2 separate regions of the Homo sapiens genome follow, and region 1 is linked to region 2. The links are chromatin contacts, found by Hi-C or POLR2A ChIA-PET in ENCODE. All regions are on one chromosome and are shown on one strand. Each heading gives the region's core, a stretch centred on a gene start or an enhancer-like site at or near the end of the contact. The rest is flanking DNA. Distances are from core to core; before and after follow the strand shown. Region 1 holds the start of ANTXR1 (ANTXR cell adhesion molecule 1). Region 2 holds the start of GKN1 (gastrokine 1).

What was found. A loop is a pair of places that touch in the nucleus more often than their neighbours do. ChIA-PET counts read pairs that join two places held with the same protein, here RNA polymerase II (POLR2A).
Region 1: a loop to region 2 is called in a map of PC-9, with 2.3 times the contacts of the local background. The contact joins the promoter of ANTXR1 here to the promoter of GKN1 in region 2. A Hi-C loop is called at or near these places in 2 of 168 maps with a recorded cell type or tissue (PC-9 and chondrocyte). POLR2A ChIA-PET finds 5 or more read pairs at or near these places in 2 of 52 experiments (HCT116 and OCI-LY7).

The regions. Positions count from the first base shown.
Region 1 is chr2:69,011,375-69,017,949 of GRCh38, reverse strand. ANTXR1 (ANTXR cell adhesion molecule 1) reads right to left here and starts at 4,771. Exons shown (of 18, transcript NM_032208.3): 1 at 4,299-4,771. The coding sequence starts at 4,450.
Region 2 is chr2:68,972,242-68,979,045 of GRCh38, reverse strand. GKN1 (gastrokine 1) reads right to left here and starts at 4,410. Exons shown (of 6, transcript NM_019617.4): 1 at 4,357-4,410; 2 at 1,498-1,551; 3 at 1,272-1,409; 4 at 65-175. The coding sequence starts at 4,368. RefSeq lists a silencer at 6,688-6,804.

The DNA of each region.
Region 1 (6,575 bases), core at 3,522-6,021, 39 kb before region 2:
CAATATGTAATACATAAACATATACGTAATAAGAGAGGGTGGGGGGGTGCTGTGAGAGAGGGAAGGTAGTTATGTCTGTGGGTTGGTCAAATGGGTGCATTCATCTTGGAAGATCCCCTGGAAGACTTAAAAGAGGCTAGCTGTTTCTTTGCTTTTTGTTGAACAGAGCCTTCCAAATCTAACTTTTCAAATCCCCGACTGAATTCCCAGCAATCTATTTTTCCTGACTATAACCAGAAAAGCATGTTTAAGTGAACATGAAATTCCATCAGTATAAAGCCTTGTGCAGCCCAGTCCACCAGCCCAGTCGCCAAAGCCACTAATAATGCCCTATTGTGTTACTGTGGTATTTTCTAGGTTATCATTATGAAGTCTTTGCTCCTGGTTGAGAAAACATGACGTTCCATTAAATGTATAATCTGGGTTCCCTCCAGGCCAGAGATGCAGCTTGCTTAAAGCTGAAATGAGCTGAGATTTAATGTCATGGGAAAAGAGAACCAGTTGCAGGGGAAGAAGGAGTTGCAGGGATTGGGAGAAGAATGGTGGATTCAGTCCCCTATGATCCCTCGGTTTCAGACTGTAGACAGTGTCTTGCCAGCGAAAGGATCTAAGAAGCCCAAGGAAAAAATGAGTCAGCATTTTTTCACTTTCCACTCTGGCTGTGGTTGGGTGCTGGACAGCACTGTGTGAGGAGGTTCTCTCTAGGACAGAAGATCATGTCTTTAGCGACCACCCAGGGGTCTGTTTGCCACCACTGCGTTTTGGCCCATCCCCTAGCTCTGGACTCATCAATCTCATAAATTAGCCTGGATGGAGGTGGTAAGCTGGTGGAGTGTGCACTACCGCACCAAGTTCTAGCAAGTTTTTCATTCAGCACAAAAATATCCTTCTCTTCCAGCAACAGAACAGCTAAAGGAAGTCAGAGGCATCCACCTGAATGTCTGTAAAGGTCTCCCCACCATTTCTTTTCCTGGAGCATTTTTGGGTCTCCAATGTGCTTCATAGAATCCTATGATGCACTCAGACATTTACTCCAGGATTAAATATAAAAGCAGCAGCATCCTTTACAACAGCAAGGGGCTTGGAAGTGAGCACACTGTTTAGAGACCCACTTGACATGATTTTCAAAACAAATTCAAAATAACTTATTTTTGTTGAATATAAAAGTAATGTATGTTCAGTACAGAAAAATTAAGAAAAACATGTAAACAAAATTTAAAATTCTACCTGCTAGAGACAAATAGTAGTACCATATTGGTAAATAGAGACATACACATGTGTGTGTTTAACTTTTTAAACAGGTGGAATCATAACGCAGATGACGTTTGGTAATTGCATTTCCATCTAAAAGTGTATAGTATGTTAAGAATTATGTATTTCTCCTAAAATAGCTTACAAGCTTGTATAACATGCAATGCAGGTTCAATACTATACACATATCATACCTTAGTAAATCCACTGCTGTTAGACACATGTAATCCTCAGCTTTTTATTATAAACAGCACCTCCATAAACATACATGTAGGTACTTCTTTGTGACTATTTGGATTTTTTTTCTTTAGGACATGAAATTGCTCGATGGAAAGGAACACCCCTCATTTTTTAAAAGCATTTTATATGTGTCGCCAAATTATCTTCTTGTCTGCACTATCCGGTATGGTAGCCACATGTGGCTATTAAAGTTCAAATTAGTTAAACTTATATAAAATTAAAAATTCACTTCCTCAATCGCACTAACTACATTTCAAGTGCTCGAGTCACATATGGCTAGTAGCTACTGTATTGAACTGCACAGATATAGAACTTTTCTACCGACCTAGAAAGTTCTACTGGACAGCGCAAGTCTAGAAAGACTGCACCAATTTACATTTTCCCTAGTAAGAAATGACAGTGCCTATCTCCCACAAATTGGCCAATACTGAATATTGTAATTTTTAAAAAAGTTTTTGCCAACCTAATAAAAATCATATTGTTTGATTTTTTCATTTCTTTGATTAATAACGACCTTTTTAGTTCATTTATTGACTCATATTTTTTTCTCTTGTGAATTATGCACTTAGGCTATTTCCTATTGGGATTTTGCTTTTACTGCTTTTTATATATGAAAATCAATCTTAAGAGAGTGATTTATGTGGCAATAGTTATTGTAACTTCTTATGTTTTTTCATGGCTTATTTTTCATTTATAGAAGTGTAAAATTTTAATATATTCAAATCTCTATTTTCCTTTATGGTTTCTTCCTTATCATGTTTTAAAAGCTCTAAACCTAAGATTACAGTAATATTCATCTAAATTATCTTCTAGTTCTTTGATCATTTCATTCTAAATATTTAGATTTTCAACCTTTCTGAAATTTATTTATGTGTATGGTTTGTAAAGTATAAATCTAACCTTTTTCATTCTCCATGTTATCAATCACTTGTCCAGGAACCATTTTTTTTTAAATTAATGAATCATTATATACTGATTGGAAATTCCACTAAATGTTTACATGTGTTTGGATCTACATGTACTTGTCTTTTTAGATTTTCTACTCTATCCACCTATTCTTTGGCCTTTACCATCCTGTTTTTATTAATTTACATTATAATACATTTTAATATTTGGAGAGAGAATATGGCTTCATTATTCTTTTCCAAAAATGTTTCAGCTCTTTTTACCTGTTTTTTTTTTTTTTGCTAAGATAAGCCTAGAATCATTTTGTTAAATTCTTATCATCAAAACAAACTCTTTCAGAACTTTGACTGAAAAGTTGAATTCAATTTCTAAATTAATTTGGGGAAAACTGGTTATCTCTACAGTATCCATATCTCTATAGTATCTCTACAGTCATCCATTCAGAGACATGGTGATTCTGTCCCCCTTTTTTTTTTTTTTTAGATTTTCCTGAATATCATTCTGAATTGGCTTTTTAAAAAAGCACGGAGGAGGAGCACCTCCGACTGTTTTCATGCACTGTCTCTAAGTCTGTGAGCTGATGCTTCCAGCCACTAGAAGTAACAAAAGAAATTCCATTCCTTAGCACTGGAGCATATTTTCAGTATCCACCTTCTCATAAATCTGCAGAAAAGAAATCTCACTTTTCATCCAAAGAATCTGGAGTTCAAAACAGCCTTTACGGAAAAATCAAACTCCAGGGGCAACTGCAAAGCACATTTGGTGTCTAGCTAGCCAGCTTATTTTGCAGGACTCTTTTTCCAACTCCTAAATACTTTCCAGTCTGTGAAATCCATCTCCCCACCACTGTAACAGCAAAGCGCCTCTCCTGGCACTGGAGAGCTCACTCAGTTTTAATGAGCACGGATCTTCTGTGAGGGGCTTTTTATCGTTGAAGCTGGTTTTCAGCAGATAGCATGAAGCTTCCTTGGGTGACTGTGGCTTGGCAAACTTATGCGGATTTGGGAAGTGCTTCATTGGTCAGAATTCAGCTCTCCCTTGAGCAAATCCTAAAGCCTAACCACTTTTTGCAAGGAAACCAGGGCTCCTGCACCTCCCTGGTAGCCCACCAGTCAAATGGCCAAGAGCTTGAATTCACTACATCTGGGGTACTCAAGTCGAAGGGGAGGGACATTTGGCAATGTCTGGAGGCATTTTTAGTTGTCACCACTAATAAGGAAGGAGTGGGGGGCGGGGGATGTTACTGGCATCCAGTGGGCAGAGGCCAAGGATGCTGCTAAACATCCTACAACGCGCAGGACAGCCCCCACCACAAAGAATTACCAGGTTTCAATCTCAGAAGTGCCAAGGTTAAGAAACCCTGCCTTTCATTCTCACTCAGTGCCCGGTGAGAAGTATGCATTACATGATTAGGAGCAAAGATAATGCCTTCCGTGGGACAGCGTTTCAAAACAAAACAAAAAAACAAAAACAAAAACAAAATGCGACGATTGGCTTTAAAATGCCCAAGCCTCTAACTTTAGGAGTGCCTGTGCCTGCAAGTTCTGCCTTTGGTAAGCAAGCCTTTCCCACCAACACGGGAGGGAGTCACAGAAACTCAGCAAGACAATAGCATCCTCCAAGCCCCTTGCCTGCTCCTGGGACACAGAAAGCAAGACAGAAAAGAAGTCTGTCCCCTTCCGAGCAAGCGGCGTCGCCTCGGCTGCGGGCTCTGGAGCCGAGGCTGGGAGGAGCGCGCCCCAACAAAGGCGCAGCACTCCGCCGCCGCCTGCCGCGCGGTCCCTCTGTGGCCCTGGAGATGCGCTCCTGTCCCCAGGCGACCCTGCCAACGAGCCCGGCCCGGGGCGAAAGCGTTTTCGCCCGCTTAGCCTGGGGTGGGGGGGACAACTCGCGGCACTTACTTGTCCAAAATGAAGTACAGGTCAAATCCGCCGTAGCAGGCTGGACCCCCATCCTCCCTGCGTCCCCCTTGCCCGGCGCAGATGAGCACCAGAGTGGCCAAAGAGAGCCACTGGAAGCCGATGCCGAGGGCTCTCCGCTCCGCCGTGGCCATGGCCCGCAGCCCGGGGAGAGCAGGGTCCGCTCCTTCCCACGCTCCGCGAACTCGCCACGACCCTCAGGGACGCGCCATCCGCGGGCCCTTCCTCGCGGGTCCTTTATTCCCCCTCGCTCCCTCGCAACTCCCCGGAAGCAATTGTCTGGAGGAGTTCAAGGTTTCCCCTCTGGTTTCCGCTCCGATGCTGTTTCTGGGTTTCGGGTTTCAAGGATCCCAATCCTGTCCTCCGCTTCTTTTAAAGGGGAGGGCTGCCTCGGTCCGGGGCCGCCGGGCAGCTCCCGAGGCCGCGCCGAGCTTTTGCAATGGAAGGAGTTCCGTCCCGACGGTTCTTTGTCCCAGATTTTAAATATGATGGGGGGGGGGGGGGGTTTCAAATTGTTCTTGGTGGGGGCAGTGCTTTGCCTTCTCTCCTTCCTCTCTGCCCCCCTTTCGCGTTCTTACGGGGAAGAAAGTTCAAAGGCTGCCACCTTGTGGACAAAGGCGGCGAAAGCACGCGTGGGACCCGCGGGAGTGCGTCGGGGGCGGGGGCGCTTCCAGGCTTCGCGTATAAATTTCCTTGTCCTTACCATTCTCATGTGAGCTGTGCGTGTTTTCTTACTCCTTCCTTCTTCCCACGCACTTTCCCTTTCTTTTTCCGTGACCGCCTCTCCATTCTCTGTAGTCCTTCTATTCCTTCTTTTCCTTCCCTATCCTGCATCTTTTGATAAGGTCACTAAACATTGGATGAGAATTTGTTTCCTCCAACCACGGTGACTCCGGCTCCCCAGGCTAGGACCTTTGCAAACAAACCATTGTGCAGATGAAGTAGGGGAAAAACGGGACCTTTGTGGTATGAGTCATCAGAGTGACCTTACATGGTCTTAGTCTGTCTGGACCATAAAAGAGACTGTTGGGGTCCGGTCTGAAACCATCACAAACAACCCCACAGAGTGTGGTACTTAGGGCTGCTCCCGGCATGGAACAGCTGAGCCTTCTAGATGGCCACCATCTCCATCTTTTAGGGATTCTATGATAATAGTTCTTCTTTTCAGCCTGTGAACTTTGACATTTTCTCTCTATCTTTGATTTAGGATGGAGGAAGTAAACAGCTTACAAGAGTAGAGACGCTCCAAGCAGTTTGGAATTGGCAGGGAAGTTCCGTGCTAGCCTCTCTAAATTGGAGAATCAGCCTCTGAGCCCCAGTTCCGAGTGGTACCCCAGTTCTAGCTTCCTATTGTCTTCCGCTCTGGGAGCCCTCAGTGCATATGCATGTACTGTTTTCCCAGGATTCTTCCTCCAGACACACATATTCCCCTCCACTTGTGTGCCTCCCAGACCCTTATACCCCAATGTGACAGTCCATGGTGGTTTCCCCCAACATGTGTACCATGGAATCTTAGTGTCTTGGAATGCTCCACTAACCAATAATCATGTTGTCAAATCAGCCTTGAAGATTTGTCATGCGTAGCACTGACCTGCCTCCAAAATGAACCCAGTGTTTCTCACCTCCTGGAATTCACACCCCTTCCACCTTGGGTGAGACTGACCTGTGAGTAATTAAGAAGATGGTGTGTGGCTTCTGAGGATAGGCCATGAGAGATGTTGTGGTTTTTCCCTTCTCTCTTGGATCACTCACTGTAGGAGAGCCCACTGCCATGTCGTGAGAACACACAAGCAGCCCCAAGGAGGGGTCCGTGTGGTAAGGAACTGAGACCCCTGCTGGCAGCCAACACCACTTTGCCAACATTGTGAGTGACCCATCTTGGACATAGGTTCCTGACATCCTGTGAAGCCTTCAGCTGACTGCAGCCCTGTCTGACATCTTGACTGCAACCTCATGAGAGATCCCAAACAAGAACTACCCAGCTAAGCCATTCCCTGATTCCTGATCCACAGAAATAAGCGAATTTTTATTAGTGTTTTAAGTCTCTAAGTTTGGGGGCAATTTTAAATATAATAAAAGATAACTAATATATGCCTAGTATCATATTAAAGCCTTGAGAATTTCTGTAGGAAAAAAATTGCTGAACTGTGTTTCCCAGACTTACTTGACCATGAAACTGTTGTTTCATAGATAAAATGTATTAAACCCATACTTTGGGAATTATTGCTCTCAGGAAAAAAATAATTGGAGGGAGATTAA
Region 2 (6,804 bases), core at 3,161-5,660:
CGTTATTTACTGAAGGATGTAAAACCTCTCCCCTCACCAAAAATAAAAAGCCTTTTATTTTTACCTTCTTTTCCTTGACCAGTGCATCAAGGGATTGAATGGAGGGCATGACTTCCTTGTTCATTTTGTGCACAATGCATGTCTTCTTTTGAAAGAGTCTGGTTGCAGCAAAGCCCTGTTAAAGTAGATGGCAAATAGTGAGGCATGTGTTCTCCGAGGAGCTTTTCTTATCAGAGGTCAGTTCCACCTGCAGAGAGAAATGGGAACTCCAAGATCGTGATGAGCTGGGATAAGAGCACTGGATGGGGCACTGCTTGGCAATCATATCTATTGCTGACATTTGTGAGGACAGACTGCAATTCTGTGAGGGCAGAGACTGAGCATCTAACTGGTTTGCTTTATTTCCAGGTTCCAGCATGATAAAAACCCCTCTATATAAGTCTGTTTTACTGAAATAGACTTTAAAAGCTATCATGTTTTAGTCTCCTTTGATCCTCACATTTCAAGGAGACAGATAAGACAAAAATTATTTTTCCAATTGACCAGATAAAATTGAAACAATAAAGAGTTTGCTATTTAAAAGTATAACGTTTGTTAAATATATAGCTGATAATTCCAGAGTTGGGTCTCCTAACTAGTGCTAAGTGTTCCTTTCTTTGCTCCTCTCTTTCTTTGCTTCTCTTTTCCTTTCCTTCTCTCTTTCTTTCCTTCTCTCTTTCTCTCTTTTTTCTTTTTCTTTCTTTCTCTCTCTTTCTTTCTTTCTTTCTTTCTTTCCTTCCTTCCTTCTTTCTTTCTTTCCTTCCTTCTTTCTTTCTTCTTTCCTCTCTTACCAATTAATATTGTCATTTACATTTCCCGAGTTTTAGGTGAAATGTCAATTTCAATCTCTTTAGAAGGTCGTAAAACCTCCTTTGAAAACAAAGTGAGATAGTCTAAGCTTTGGAAGCAGTAATGTTGTATAAGTCTTTCAGCATTATTGAGGGTATCTGCAGGCAAGGCAAAAGGATGTTCATATTTGTTGTATATACCCACAATCCCTTGAACATAGTGTTTGTTGGTTTGAATTTTAACTGATCATGCAACACTTATTAACAGTAGTTATCTCTAGGGAACAAAATCGGATGAGCAAAATGGTCACCTTTACTTATAACTGTATGCTATGTGTAATTAGAATTTATTTTTAATTTCTTTATGGTTAACATGCACATTTTTTGTTAAAAAGAAATCGTATTTTTAAACAATAAAGTGAAAATTGCACGTTGACTACCTACATTTCCATAATCCCAGATGGAATTCCAGGAGTCCCATCCGTTGTTATTGTCAACATTGGCCACATTGTGTTCATTGTTGACACTCACTGACTGCTGCCCACTTCCAGCATTGTTGTTGTCATCATTGACGTTGATATTCTGAAGTTTATAAGAGATTGAGAGTGATTTAATATCACATTTCCTTGCAAATGCATTTTGGTAGCAAACTTGAAAAGGTGAGACTTACATAGTTAGCTAGGGCAGGAGCTAGAAAGACTCCAAGAAGTCCAGCAAAGACAATCTGAAATCACAAATAACATTGGTCTCCTGTTACATGGCAAAATGATGTCTTCTTTCTTCCTCTATCCAAGCTTATGAAAAGTATTCACTAATTTTACCAATGTGTTCAGTTCTAGTTCAATGTGTTTTTTTCTTCTCTTACCTTGCATTTTTTAACCATAAAGGTTTTAACGATAATGTGAAATTGCTGATTAATTATAAGTAATTATATTAATGTGATATATAGTTTTAGAATTTTTAGTGTAGGCCTTATGAAACGCTGGAAAAATTGATGAAGAAGGGAAGTTGAGAGCCAGGAAAGCTGCTTTCATCTCATTGCCATCCAGTACTGAGGAAGAAAATGTAATTTTCAAGTAGTGATAAATCAAATTATTGAATCAAATCCCTTTTAAAGTAAAACCCAGAATGTACCATCTTGTTTCTCTTCAGTTTAATAAGTGGTATCATAAAGATGACTTTGCTAAGATAATACTTCTGGAAATGTCAGAATAGAGTTTAAAAATTTTTAAGATTGGTCAAAATATTAACTTTATAATAAAACATATACTTGGCAAATGAATTTCCTATAAATTATCATTGGTCAGAATGCTGTTTTGTTGAATTATATTATGTAATATAAACCATAGGTGTTATTAGAAAGTAGAGAACTGCCTTTCTTATTTAGAGCTTTCAAGGACTTGCTATAAATGATTATTTTTAAAATGCTTTATAAATCTTCATGATTTTTCTATTTTGGATAAACTCAGCTATAGTTAATGACAGCATCCTACCTTGAGTAGATATTTGGATTATTTAAATCTAGTAAAAGAAGAAAGTTATACTTCTTCGAGTATTAAGAGATAGGAGTAAAGATTCACTTTTAAGTTATTGAAAATATGTGTATCCTCCTAAATATTAACAAAAATGATTTGGGATAACTGACATGGCTTGGTTATTCAGCTTAAATTTGTACTGTGGCTTATGTTACACAGGTTGTTGATGCTCACCTCTCACTCACTTGTTTCTAATTGTTTTATAAGGTTTAAAATTCTCTCTTTAGAGAAATTCAGAAAATTCACCTGGCACATATTTTGACCTCCTAGGTAACATATTTGTACCAGTATTGAATTTTGGTCAGTGCCCCAATATAAGAAAGTTACTGTTTTAAAATAAAGCAAACTATCTTATTTTCCTTGGAAAAAAAAAGAAGTTTTACAATAAATAGCATAGTATAAATGAATACTATGGTTTGAGATGGCTATAAGTGCTAAAAATCACATCTGAAAATGATTTCAGTTAATTTTCCTATTTAACATGGGATGTTTTCTTCCTAATAGAAATAATCTTTTTATTAAAAAAAACTTTCCAAAGCAATGGATTAGTAGGCAGTTTGGATGCCAATGATGAGAAAGCAAGTATAGAGTGTCTCGCTGGCAAGAGTGATCAGCAGAGGCGATGTCACTAGCAGTGTCCCAGGATACTTGGTTTAATTATTTATCACAGGGTCCCTGACATTGGTTTTCAGAGCACAGAGCTTTATGCAGGGTGCCTCATTCTGGGTACCTAGTCTCATTTCCTTTGCCTGGGACAAAATAGTTTTGAGAACTGCTCTAGAGATTCAAGGTAACTTTTGAAAAAAAATTAAATTTTTCTCCCAATAGCTTAAAAAGGAGTTAAAAATTAGTCTCCTAAAAAGTCAGAGGTAGAAGAAATTTTAGAGAACACCTAGTACAATGCAATCATTTTACAGATAAGGTAACTGAGCTTCAGGGGTTAAGTGAGTTGGCCAAACTTATACCTCTTGTTCACAGCAGAACTAGGAGAGAAATCAAATCTAACCTGTGTCTGGAGCTCCCTCTGACCCTTTTAAACTTTGCTGCTATTAAGAGGACCTAGTTCTAGGTAGTCATTTTACATTTGCAGCCCCATTATAAAGTAGAGTCTGCCGTAACGTTTTCCAGTGTGTAGTATGTTGAAACATGAAAATAGTCATCTGATTCTAGCCCCTTTGCATCGTGTTGTGAGAAACCCGGCACTACTAGTTACTTTGGCAGGGTTTCTCGGTCCACCTCCTCCTAGACTCTCAGGCTTCTGTCTGGAACCACAGGAGAGATGCTGTGGTAGCTTCATGTTTCAGATGCTTTCTTAAATAAATGGCCATGCTAGAGCCCAAGGCAAATCTTTCTTTCTTGGAGACCCATTTTACTGTAACAAATGTGACAAGAAGTCTATCTCAGCCACTTATTTTGATAATAAGCTTTTCATCTTTCCTGAACATGCTCAGGAATTTTGGTAAATAAAAGGAGGAATTCAAGAATGAGGGATGATCGGCACTTTCTAGGGCTTAGGAACTGCTTACCCTGCATGGAGACCGGAATCAGGTGATGCGGAAAGTCATTTTGTTAAAAATAGGTCAGTGTGAGGTGCTCAGACAGCTGTCTAATCTCAGCACAATTATCCTTCTCTATAGAGATGCTTATAAATGCCATGATTATATAAATAGAAAAAAGATTTTTTTTCATTATTTCTTCTTCTAAAAAAAAGGGATACATGTGCAGAACGTGCAGGTTTGTTACATAGGTATATGTGTGCCATGGTGGTTTGCTGCCCCTATTGACCTGTCCTCTAAGTTCCCTCCCCTCACTCTCCACCCCCCAACAGGACCTAGTGTGTGTTGTTCCCCTCTCTGTGTCCATGTGTTTGAAGAGAGAATTTTTTTAAAACAAATTTTCCATGATGGGGCCATAAGAAGCAGACCTCCTAAATCTCAGAATATTGACAGTCTCCAATCATTTGGTGGTAAATTCAAAAGGAAAAATCTACTCACTGTGAACTTCATCTTGTCTTCACGAAAGCAGTGGACAGAGGAGTAGGCAAGCATGGACCTGAATGAGAAGCCTTCTCATATTTGTACTTAACCAGGTTGACTCAAACTAGGTGTTATCAGGTGGGGTCAAAGACTTACCTTCCTCAATTTCTCCTATCTGTGCCATGAGCCAGTGTACCAGGAAACCTTTCAGAATATCTGCATGCTTAGCAAGGAACTTTCACATGGAGTTGACCTGACTCATCACTTGTTGAAGCTGAAGGTATCACAACAAACTCAATATGATTTATGATAACTTCTCACCCAGTCAAAGCTGTGGGCGTGAGTATTTTACACGCTAACATTGCTCAGATTCAGAAAAAGAATAATCCCTAAAATCAAACAAAATCACAGCTGAAAAGCCACGTGTATACTAGGCCTTCCAGATAGCAGCTCCTATAGGAATGTAGGAATGGTTTCCACTTCTTAACTTTTATCTGAGCCCATGGCAATGGTTTTGCTTAGACTAAACATGTTTTGTGAGCAACTCCCACCAAACCTACCCCTTTTCTGCAATGTTGAGCTCACTTAATGATAGCACCATATATCTGGTACAGCCCTTTCTTCTCAGTCTGACATCTACTTAGTTACTGTCATTTTATCTCTGAAATGCCTCTCAACTCTGACCTTGCCCACAGCTCCCCTCACCTGGACTTTCACAACAGTCATGCAATTGATCACTCTGGTCACCAGTTTCTTATATTCCAATGCATTTTCTTCATTAACCCTGAGGTTGTCTTTCTGAAGTGCATAGATAGACATGACTCTATCACGCTTGGAAATTTCGCTGGCAGCCTACAGAAAATTCAAAGTCATTGGAATGGCATCCAGGGTCCTATGTAATAAGATTTCCAAAGGCTTCCCGTCTGCCACTTTATGCTATGTACCTACATTCTAGCTCCACCAGCGTTCCCACCATTCCTGGAAAAGTCAAGATGTGTATGTCTCCATGCCTTTGTACATGCTGTTGTTTTATCTTGGAGGGCCACCCGCTAGCCTCTCGCTTGGTAGACTCCTGTTCATTGTTCAAGGCTCAGCTCAAATATCACTGCCTCCATCACATCTCCCCCATCTGATAGATAGAACTTTCCTAGTGTTTGTTTTTTCCTTCTGGGAACTATAAAAGCAATATCTTTTTATTTGCTTCTAGATAATTTAGTTTTCAGAAGTTACATTAAAATAATAAAAAATATTTTCATCAAAAGCAGAGAGTAGAAACTATCAATTGGGCAGACAAGTAAAAGCTCAAAACAGGTTTGGAGGTGAGTTGGTTTTAATTTTTTTCCTGCTTTTTCCTATACAGTGAAGCTAGTAAATTAAATTTGCCAAGGAGGAAAACTGTATTTCATTAACTACCAATCTATAAATTTTCCCTTTGGAAACTTCGTGCCCACAATTTTCCTCCTGTGCATGGATTGAAACCATAAGATGGGATCACATGGTTATAAAGCTTGATTCGCTATCAACATCTCTTCAAAACTGTTGGTAGGAGTGGATTAGAACAGCTGCAGTATTACTGGATATTTTTTAATGTGTCCACTGATTTCTTTCAAACTCACTCTTTATCCACAGAAGGTAATAAGCCTGGAGTAAGGGGCAGACATGTGTGAAGAGGCCTTCATCTGCTTTAGGAAACTTCATGTCACTGAGAAGTCAATGAGTGGGTAGCATGGTCTCTACGTTTAAACTCAGCCACCAGTAGTCATCTTGGTACACAGGTGCAGTGCCCAGCACACATTTTGCATGTCATACCAAGGACAAGGGCCTGAAGTTCTGCAGTGGACCTGTGAAATGCTGGTCTGGAAGATGTTCCATGACAGACAGACAGACAGATAGATAGATAGATAGATAGATAGATAGATAGATAGATACATACATACATACATACATACATACATACACACGTATACACACATAGATACACACACATACATAGATACATAGGTAGAGTTCCGGGTCCAATAATCCCCCCTTTAGAGACTGACAATTCACATTCACACATCAAATGGGCTAAGAAATTTATAGGGGAAAAATCTCTGTTTCATCCAGGTTCTTCTCATCTTAGTTGACTACAGAACCTGATCGTTTTCCCTTTTTCTTTTATTTATTTGTCCTAACATCTCATAACAACTCTGGGGACCCCTGCCTTAGTGAAAAAATTGTGCCACCTCTGAGGATGCACCCTGGATTTGAAAACCCATTTGGGGAGCTACTGGATGAAGCTGGGAGCCAGGAGACCTAGATTCTATTTTCCCATCTTTCAATGAGTCATTTATTTTTTTGGTTTAGGCCTTAGGTTTCTTGTGGGTAAAAGAGAAGAAATTCCTCCTTTATACAATATTTGTTACTTCAATGGCTCTACAACCAGAAAAACTTCTTTTTCTGTACTTTGTGTGGTGTGGGAGGTTG